2 separate regions of the Homo sapiens genome follow, and region 2 is linked to region 1. Evidence: read pairs that join two places in POLR2A ChIA-PET (ENCODE). Cell type or tissue: K562. All regions are shown on one strand. Region 1 overlaps GFPT1 (glutamine--fructose-6-phosphate transaminase 1). Region 2 overlaps AAK1 (AP2 associated kinase 1).

Region 1 (5,000 bases):
AAGAGTGAGAGACTGTCTCAAAATAAATAAATAAATAAGTAAATAAATAAATAAATAAATGGAATGTTTGCAAATGAGATCCTTTTTAAAAGCAGTAAAGGAACTTGCAATTTTAAAGTATCCTAAAATGAATTTTTCAAAAGTTTTTTGTAATTATACTGTCTAATGGCTTTGGAGATAATTGAGGGATGCTGAGATTGGCTGCTAGGATTGGTCATAAAACCAGTACTATTAACATATCCTTACATATACTGGATATGAAGAAGTTGTGAGAGAAAATAATTGCTTAATAAGCATTTCTTCAATTGTCCCCTGGAAATGGAGGTTAATAGGTTCTGGTAATGAGCAGTAGAAGGCGGGAAAGGGTTTTGTAACACAAGTTTGGGAAATTCTGCTCTTGGAGATTCACAATTAGCAAGATTAAAGGTTCCAGAAAGTTCTAAATATATACCTAACTTTAACCAGGTAGTTCTTAAACCTTTAATTATGAAACCTTTCTTTACTTCATTCCTTTTTAGCATCCGGTGAAATAGTGTTCTGTTTCTGTGGTTTGAGAATTTTTTGACCGTATATTTCAGGTGCCTAGAAAGTGTTAGAAGATACTTGCAGGTATTTGAAATGATGGCTTTATACTTGGCACTCTGCCCTTTGCAGAGATGACTAAAATAAGAGAGTTGCCTTCAAGAAATTGCTGCCTGATCAGAGGAAAGAAAATGAATGCACATGCAACAGCTTCAGGTGAAAATACACAGTCCTTGTTCATTGCCATGTCATAGACCACAAGTAGAATGAGTAGAAATTTAGAGACTGGAGAGCTCTGGGGTTTGGGTTTCTGTGTTAGGTTCAGGAATGTTCTGGGTGATGGGGCAGGACTTTTACTCAACTTGTAGAGTATTAGTATACTGTGAGAGGTAATCATTAATGGCATATGTTAACCGTCAGTGAATGGAGGCGGAAATAGTTTGAGAACTACTACCAGATGAAGGAGGAAATAGAAGTGCCAGGAAAACAGACCAAGGAACAGTGGTTAAAGGCAGAAGAGTTCCAAAGTAGTATATTGCCTTGAACAGAGTCTATAAAAGTAGAAAAAGGTCATTCATATGTAATACTGCAGAGAAGTTAATTGGATATGGTTATGAAGAAATTATTAGAGAAATTGCATATGTCAAGGCAGAAGGGTCTCAGTTTGTGTTTAGGAGGAGGGCTGCAAGTAATATGAAAAAGAAGAGGATTTTGGGATTGAGGTCCCCTGGGAGTGTTGAGAAGTTGAATTCTAGAGCTGTGGTTCCTGACCTACAAGCCCTGAAGTTGTTACAGGGTGTTCATTGCTTATTCATATGCTTATAACTTTGTCTGTAAGTTGAATAAAGATTGTTCTAGATCATTGAATAATAAAAATTTAACCCATTGTTGTGAAGGAGCCTCAGAATATTTTGATGTTAACAAAAGAGTTCTGTATTTACAAAGTTGGAGAAACACTCATCAAGAGTTAGGAGTAAGGCCCAGTGTGGGGTTCCCTCTGGTAATACCAGCATTTTGGGAGGCTGAGGTGGGCGAATCACTTGAGGTCAGGAGTTTGAGACCAGCCTGGCCAACATAGCGAAGCCCCATCTCTACTAAAAATACAAAAATTAGCCAGCTGTTGTGGTACGCACCTGTAATCCCAGCTACTTGGGAGGCTAAGGGAGGAGAAGTGCTTGGACCTGGGAGGTGAAGGTTGCAGTGAGCTGAGAACACGCCACTGTACCCCAGCCTGGGTGACTGAGTGACACTCTGTCTCAATTAAAAAAAAAAAAAAGAGTTATAAGTAGCCAGTGTTTTGGCTTACACCTGTAATCCCAGCCACTCAGGAAGCTGAGGCAGGAGGATTGCTTGACGCTAGGAGTTCAAGATCAGCCCGGGCAACATAGTGAGATCCCATCTCTATTAAAAAAAAAAAAATTAGCCAGGCATGGTGGTGCATACCTGTAGTCCAGTCTACTTAGAAGACTGAGGTGGGAGGATTGAGTCCAGGAGTTTGAGGCTGCAGTGAGCTATGATTGTGCTGCTGCACTCCAGCCTGGGTACTGGGTGACAGAGCAGGACTGTTAAAAAAAAAAAAAAAAGTTACAAGTAGGGGAGAGGCTAGCTTCAGAGAGTAGTATGTGTAATATGTCTCTCTTGAGATTACAAGGAAGGATGAGAAGTATTTATATATTGTTAAACTGTTGAAAAGAAGATGGGTGAGGGGCAGTGACTCATGCTTGTGAACTCAGCATTTTGGGAGGCTGAGGTGGGAGGATCACTTGAGGCTTGGAGTTTGATACCAGCCCGGACAGCATATTGAGACCTTGTCTCTATATTTTAAAAACAAAAAAAGAAAATGAAGACTTTAATTCTGGCCAGGCGCAGTGGCTCACGCCTATAATCCCAGCACTTTGGGAGGCCGAGGCGGGCAGATCACCTGAGGTCAGGAGTTCGAGACCAGCCTGGCCAGCGTGGTGAAACCCTGTCACTGCTAAAAATACAAAAATTAGCCAGGCGTGGTAACACACGCCTGTAATCCCAGCTGCTGCTCAAGAGGCTGAGGCGGGAGAATCGCTTGAACTCAGGAGGTGGAGGTTGCAGTGAGCTGAGATAGCGCCACTGCCCTCCAGCCTGGGTGACAGAACGAGACTCTGTCTAAAAAAAAAAAAGACTTTAATTCTATAAAGTAAGAATCTACCAAAAATGAAAAAGAAGCTGGGAAGAGAAAATGAGGATTTGAGAGTAGTATGTAGCTTAGACTCTAAAATAATATCTGGGAGAAGTTTGAAAGTTAAGCAAGTGATGAATTAATAGGATTGGTCAGCAGTTCGGAGGGCCCATCCGAAAGTGGACCGAAATGGATAGGATAGATGAGTTCTCCTTGGCTGTCATAGTTCAGTGTAGAGATGCTCAGAGACTAGGAGTCAGAGCACAGTGGACCCAGAGGGTTTGACTTGGCAGTATGATGAAAAATTGTAGTCTGATGTGAATGGTCAGAAGAGAGAGAGATGGAATATTTGAAGATTGTGAGCAGGAAGTACATGCTTTTTTTTCTCAAGAAAGATGATGACATAGGTTGACTGTGAGGGAATGTATAGAGATGTCATGACTTAACTAGTGATTTGAGCTCCAGAATGTTAAATGTGCAAGAGACGTGTCATGGAGCCCCTTCTAGTGGCAATAGTTACAGTAAAGTAGGGGAGACATGAACCAATTAAACACACAAATAATTGAAAGTCTTAATTGTTTCACTCCATATGTTATTTTTGTATGTGTGATTTATTTTATTTTACTTTTACATTTTTTATTTTTTTGAGACAGAGTCTCACTGTGTCGCCCAGCCTGGAGTGCAGTGGCGCAATCTCGGCCCACTTCACCCTCTGCCCCACCTCCTGGGCTCAAGTGATTCTTCTGCCTCAGCCTCCTGAGTAGCTGGGACAGGCACGCGTCACCATGCCTGGCTAGGAATTTTGTATTTTTAATGGAGACGGGGTTTCACCATGTTGGCCAGGCTGATCTCGAACTCCTGACCTCAAGTGATCCACCCTCCTCAGCCTCCCAAATTGCTGGGATTACAGGCGTGAGCCACGGCATCTGGCCTTTATATGTGCTTTTAGGATTGTAGAAGATGTACCTTGGCTGGATGCATTGGCTCATGCCTGTAATCCCAGCACTTTGGGAGGCCGAAACAAGAGGATCGCTTGAGTCCAGGAGTTCGAGACCAGCCTGGGCAATGTAGTAAGACCTCATTTCTACAAGAAATAAAAAAATAACTGGGCGTGGTAGCTTACGTCTGTAATCCCAGCTACTCCAGAGGCTGAGGCAGGAGAATTGCTTGAACCTGGGAGACAGGTTGCAGTGAGCCAAGATCGCATCACTATACTCCAGCCTTGGCGACAAGAGCAAAACTCCATCTCAAAAATTAAAAATAAATAAGTAAATAAATAAATAAATTACAGGCACATTAGCATGTGCCTGTGGTCCCAGCTACTTGGGAGGCTGAGATGAGGGGATCACTTGAGTCCAGGAGGTGGTGGTTTTAATGAGCTGGGATTGTGCCACTGTACTCCAGCCTGGGCGACAGAGCAGACCCCTGGTGAAAAGAAAAAAGAAAATGTATCTCAAATAATACTTAATTTTAAAGAAATCTTAAATGTAGAATGTGATTCCATAATTATAATATTGACTAGTTCACTGCAACCTTGAACCCCTGGGCTCAAGTGATTCTCTCACCTCAGCCTTCCAAGTATCTGGGACTACAGGCATGCACCACCATGCCTAATTTTTTATTTTTGGTAGAGGCAGGGTCTCCCTGTATTGCCCAGGCTGATCTCAAACTCCTGCCCATGATCCTCCCGCCTTGGCCTACGAAAGTGCTGGGATTACAGGTATCTGCTACTGTGCCTGGCCTGTAGAAAAATTTATAGCTGAAGGACTGGGAGTGTGTGTATGGGAATAACAGTAGTTATCTCTGAGAAAGGGGTTGGAACCTGTGTGGAGACAGAAAGGAGAGATTTTCACAATTCTGTAGCATCTGTATAGTTTTAATATTTATTTATTTATTTCAAATTTTAATAGAGACAGGGTCTTGGTATGTTGCCCTGGCTGGTTTCGAACTCCTGAGCTCAAGTAACCTCTGCCTCTCTTCCCACAGTGCTGGGATTACAGATGTGAGCCACTGCTCCTGGCCTACTTTGAATTTTTAATGATGGTGATGAATTAATTTGTGACTAGCATTATAAGAAAAATAAAATTTAGAGTTTAAGTGACATTGTAGGTAGATTTTGATTCAGAAGTTTTAAGTTTAGAGAATGAATTTGAACACTTATCACTGATAAGTTACAATGTTTAGGGTCCCAAAATATTGCAGCTGTCAAATGATAAAATATATAAAAATAAAATTTAGTATTCATAAGGACATAAATGCAACCAGACATAGGAATTTTAATAATTTGACGAGTCAGTTTTCTTTTCAGTAAGGTTTAACAGTCTGT
Region 2 (5,000 bases), 220 kb before region 1:
GATGGAACAGTTCTGTATCCTGACTGTGGTTGTGGTTACACACATCTACACATTATAAATTTACATACAACTACACATACATATGAGTGCATGTAAAACTGGTGTAAAACATCCTCAGCATGTTTTTTAAGTCTCTGCCTCAGCCTGGAGTGAATAAGGTCTGTGGATTGTGCCAATGTCAGTTTCCTGGTTTTGACGTTGTACCATAGTTATGTCAGATGTCACCATTGGGGGAAACTGGATGAAGGGTACGTGGATCTCCTCTGCACTATTTTCGCAACTTCCTGTGAATCTATACTTAATTCAAAATAAAAAGTTAGAAAAAATGCATAAGAAGGAAAAGGCAGAGCAAGGAGAATGGTTAGGGTTTCCACTAGTTTACCATGATTTCATTGTGAAATGCTATGTTCGGATACCATGTAAGATGCTTGGGAAGCATCTTTTTCAGAAGTTACAAAACACAGTGTCTACCCTTGAGAAATTTGTTGTTGAATGGAGGAAACAAGTTTTAAGTAGTGATCATTCTGTGTGCTGGCTTTTAGTAGTAAAGGTAGGTACACAGCAAGGTGAGAGCAAGGAAAAAGGGGACAAACTGCTGGGGTAGGGAGGGCTTCATAGTGACACAAGGACTGGGCTGACTCCAGGGAAGAGTGGGAGTTTGTGTGGCACATGCTGGGGCTCTGTAAAAGCCCGGGTGAGACATAAGGCTGAAATTAGTGCTAGGAGGAATTGAGAGTAGGGAATGGATTCAAGAGCATTTTGGAGAAGCATTGATGCAAATTGTTGAAGTACTGTGTGTTGAGACAGAGAGGGAAGAGTCTGAGGTGACTTAAGTTTTCAGCTTGACTGAAAGCATGGTGGCTCCATTAGCCAAAATTTAGAGTCTAGAAGGAGAAAGGTTTTGGCTAGGGTATGTTTAGTGTGAGGTATCTGAGGGACTCCATGCAGAGAGGCTGGGGTGCAGTTGGGGTGTGGCACCCGGGAGAAGCAGTGCCAGAGCTAGAGACGTATTGGACCCTAAGGTGCAGCCCCACTGGACCGCTTGCCACTTCCCCAGTCATCCTCAGCATGTTTTTAAAGTCTCTGCCTCAGCCTGGAGTGTCCCTCTGTTCCTTCTCCATCCTGTGAAATCCCACCCCTGTGTCAGCTCGTATGTTCCTTCAGTGTCTGCTTCAGAATAGAGGTGATGACTTTAAACCTTGCGAGCTTGTGGATTTTGTCCACTGATACTATGGTGGGGCAAGAAGGTAAGAGGGTGAGTTAGCAATGAGCATTTGGAGGTGTCGTGCCCTAGAGGAGGAGAGAAACAGTTGGAGAGGAGAAGAAGCATGAAAGCAATGAGGCCACATGGAAGCTTGGCTGCTCAGCCTCTGCAGAGCTGCCCACCCAGAATTAGACATGACCAGGAGAAGAAATAGGCAGTGAGCTAAATCACAGAAGTTCATGACAACACGAAAGATAAGCATTCACTCTACGTCACCCCAGAGCTCCACCTCCTGTGTAAAGCTGCCTGACATTGAATGGTGTCTGGCCAGCCTGATTAATTTTTAATATTTGATTCTCTGGTGAGGTGGCTAGGCATTGAGGTGCATCAAAGGCAGCTTTTGTTTCTATGAAGTTGGTCAAAATAACACTGGAGAGTCAGGTTACTGCAGCCTTGAGCTCTGGTTGTTCTGAAGGGATGAGATCAGACTCTCTAACTAACCGAGTTTCAGAAGGATCTTTGCCTTTTGCAAGGAAAGTTATTTGGAACTGGAAGTGGGTATGCTTCCTCTTGGATTCTATATCTCTTATTATCGGAAAATACCTCATTTTTCAGCCACAGATAGAAAACAGCATCAGTGCATCAGGTTTCCAATTCTGTCCATGACTCAAATGATGTCTGAGTTCTGAAAACCTGCTGCCAACTCCTGAAACACCAGAGAATTTAAACACAAATGTTCTCTAAATAATATGCTCCTTACGCTGTGTAGCCTGCAAAGCAGATGATGATGATGATGATGATGATGATTTTAATTCTGCACAGTATCTCCTTAATTCTCTAATTTCCCCATCTTTTAAATTGTATACCTAAATGTTCTCTCTTAAAATTTTTTATTTTTTACCCTCTTATCTTTCTACACAGAGCCCTTCATAGCTGAGGATGGATAGTATCTGAGTGGTGAGAACCTACATGTGAGGAGAGCTGCTCTGAAGTGACTCACATGTGGATTTGCGACCTTCTGCAGTGATGGCTGGTTAGGCAGGAGGGGGAAGATCATGGAAAGGGAGGCGATAGTGTGACTCCATTTTATCAGTGGTATGCTTTGTGAGAGCCCACAAGCTAACAGAGGAATTGCCTTTTATTCTCAGAATAGGGTTCTCTCTCTCTCTCTCCTCTGTTTCTTGCGTGCTGGCTCGTGATCTACCTACTTGTAAAGATGCTTTCACAAGCTTGAAAGACTCCACAGTGTCATGGACTGTGAGGAAACTCTATTCTACCCACTTTTGCCTTACTTGGAAATTTTTACAATAATCATGATTACTTTTATAATCAGAAAAGTTATAAACAGTCCCACTGGAAAAATAAACATTTAAAAATCAGGAAAAGATGTTCAAATGTTGAAAATGCCTCTTTATTGAATTTCTAAGTCTTTATCTTTTTTGACTTCCATAACTGATAAATTATTTTAATGAATTTCTTGATATTTGTCCATCCCTCCATCCATTCATCCTTACTTTTTTGAACCAACTTGATTTTGCCATGGTGTCTTATTCTTTTAATGTACTGCCTGATTCAATTTACTAGTAATTTGTAAATGGGATAATACATAGTTTTCTTTTCACCTGTACTGAATGCCAGAGTTTTGGTATTAGGGCTGTACTTAACTTGCTCCATAAAATAAATGAGGAAGCGTTTCATATTTTTCTGTTGCTTTTTAAAAATTTGAAATAATAAATACCATCTTTTTTTAGTGAGCTTAGTTTATGTGAGGCACAATGATTGGAACCCAGATCTGCACAGCTCTGAAGTCTTTGCTCATCCTGTTTGTCACTGCAGTATCAAAGGAGGAAGGCCAGCCTTGGAACCCTGAGTCTCTGTGGTCAGGAGCGCCTCAGGGGGCTGGACTTTTCACTCATCTTGTCCTTTTCTTTTCTTAATTAAAAATTTCATTTTGAAATAATTTCAGTTACATAAACAGTAGAAAAATGATACACAAGATTCACATATACTCTTCACCCAGATTCACCGATGGTTAATATTTTGCTACATTTGTTTTATCATATTTTTCTGAGTTATTTGAAAGTCAGCCACATAATATATAATATCCCTTTATAATTATATACAGTATATAATATAAACATTTTAGTGTATATTTCCTTAAAAAAACAAACTAAACTAATAAAAAACAAAGTATAGATGTCACAATCAGGATATTAACTTTGATATAAACTGTTATCTAATCTGTTTATTCAGATTTTACTAATTGTCCCAGTCGTGCCCGTTGTAGCAAAAGAAAAACATTTTCCTTCGGTTCAGGATTTAATCTGGGATCAAACATTGTGTTTAGTTGTCATGTCTTTTAAATCTCTTTTAATCTGGAACAGCTCCTTAATCTTACATTGTCTTTCATGACCTTGACATTTTTAGTTTACAGGCCAGTTCTACTTTATAGGATGTTCCTTAATTTGAGTGATTTTGATGTTCCCTGTGCTTAGATTTAAGGTATGTGTTTTTGACTGGGATACTGCAATGGTGTGTCTTTCTAGGTGCATCATAACAAGAGGTCCTGATGCCTACTTGTCCCATCACTGATAACCAACCTAAATCATCTAGTTAACTGGTATCTGCCAGGCTTCTCCACTGTTAAGTTACTATTTTTCACTTTGTAATTAGTAAGTATTTTGTAGGGTGATACTTTGTATATAAATCCTCTTCCTTATCAAACTTTCATTTACTAATGCTAGTGTCCATCCTTCTGAAGCAACAAAGTGAGACATGCAAAGTGAATAGACTCTACCCCTTGGAGCTAAAATGAAGCCAAGAGAAAGTGAACCATTCAGTCCGTTTAGGCAGATAAGCCAATTTTTTTTTTTTTTAACTCACTACCTATGGTCTTTGGGTTTTGTCTTTGCAAAGGTTAATTGAAATCTAGTCATACTCTTGAGAATAGTGATTGGCTGTAGCTTGTAACCTTTGGGTTCCTATTTTGGTCACCCAGGGCTCAAGATGGGTCCACCCAGTTTATTCTGGTCATAAGTGCCCCTTGGGGCTTTGGCCGATGGCTCTGTTCTATCTTTGGCTCTTTGATCCTTTGTCTTTGCCTCTAAGATGCTGTCAATTGGAGTCCCAATAAACTGCCTCTGTGCTGAATCACCTATAAACAAGCATCGCTTCTGGCTACAGACTTATCTTATCAGACAACTCTCTACTGAGCCCAGTTACACAGCCTATGCTATCTATGCTAAGGCTGCAGTTGTATGAGTCACACAAGTAGTTTTTAGTATGTCAGAGAGTCCAGAACTGTGTGTCATATGAAGAAATATTAAAAACACCCAGTGGTATACTTGGGCACACTTTAGCTATTGCAGGTTCTGTTCCAGACCACTGCAATAAAGCAAATATCACAGTAAAGGGAGTCACACAACTTTTTTGGTTTCCCAGTGCATATAAAAGTTATGTTTACACTATACTATAGTCTACTAAGTGTTTTAAGCCTACTAAGTGTTAAGTCTAAAAAATGTACATACCTGAATTTAAACATATTTTATTGCTAAATAGGCTAACAATCATCTGAGCCTTCAGTGAGTCATAATCTTTTTGCTGGTGGAGGGTCTTGCCTTGATGTTGATAACTGCTGACTGACCAGGGGGGTGGTTGCTGAAAGTTGGGGTGACTGTGACAGTTTCTTAAAATAAGACAACAATGAAGTTTTCCACATCCATTAACTCTTCCTTTCATGAAGAAGAGGAAGAGTTGTCTGGAGTATTTGATCCTGTTTGATAGCATTTTACCCACA

Evidence for each region. ChIA-PET counts read pairs that join two places held together with the same protein. Peaks named below come from ENCODE experiments on the same cell type or tissue, not always from the same donor. Only the 100,000 strongest peaks of a DNase experiment are listed, where the experiment ranks them.
Region 2: POLR2A ChIA-PET joins it to region 1 with 5 read pairs; 2 of 35 experiments call an interaction of 5 or more read pairs at or near these places.

Annotation. Positions count from the first base shown.
Region 1 is chr2:69,378,662-69,383,661 of GRCh38, reverse strand. The region is part of intron 1 of GFPT1 (glutamine--fructose-6-phosphate transaminase 1); the gene reads left to right. Among named protein-coding and RNA genes, the nearest start is that of GFPT1, 6.1 kb to the left of the region's middle. RefSeq lists an enhancer at 2,142-2,191. In K562, no CTCF peak of the experiment used is centred here; a DNase peak (open chromatin) is centred at 2,161; H3K4me3 peaks cover 351 bases.
Region 2 is chr2:69,600,752-69,605,751 of GRCh38, reverse strand. All of the region lies in intron 2 of AAK1 (AP2 associated kinase 1), which reads left to right. Among named protein-coding and RNA genes, the nearest start is that of AAK1, 40 kb to the left of the region's middle. In K562, no CTCF peak of the experiment used is centred here; DNase peaks (open chromatin) are centred at 1,441, 2,211 and 4,421.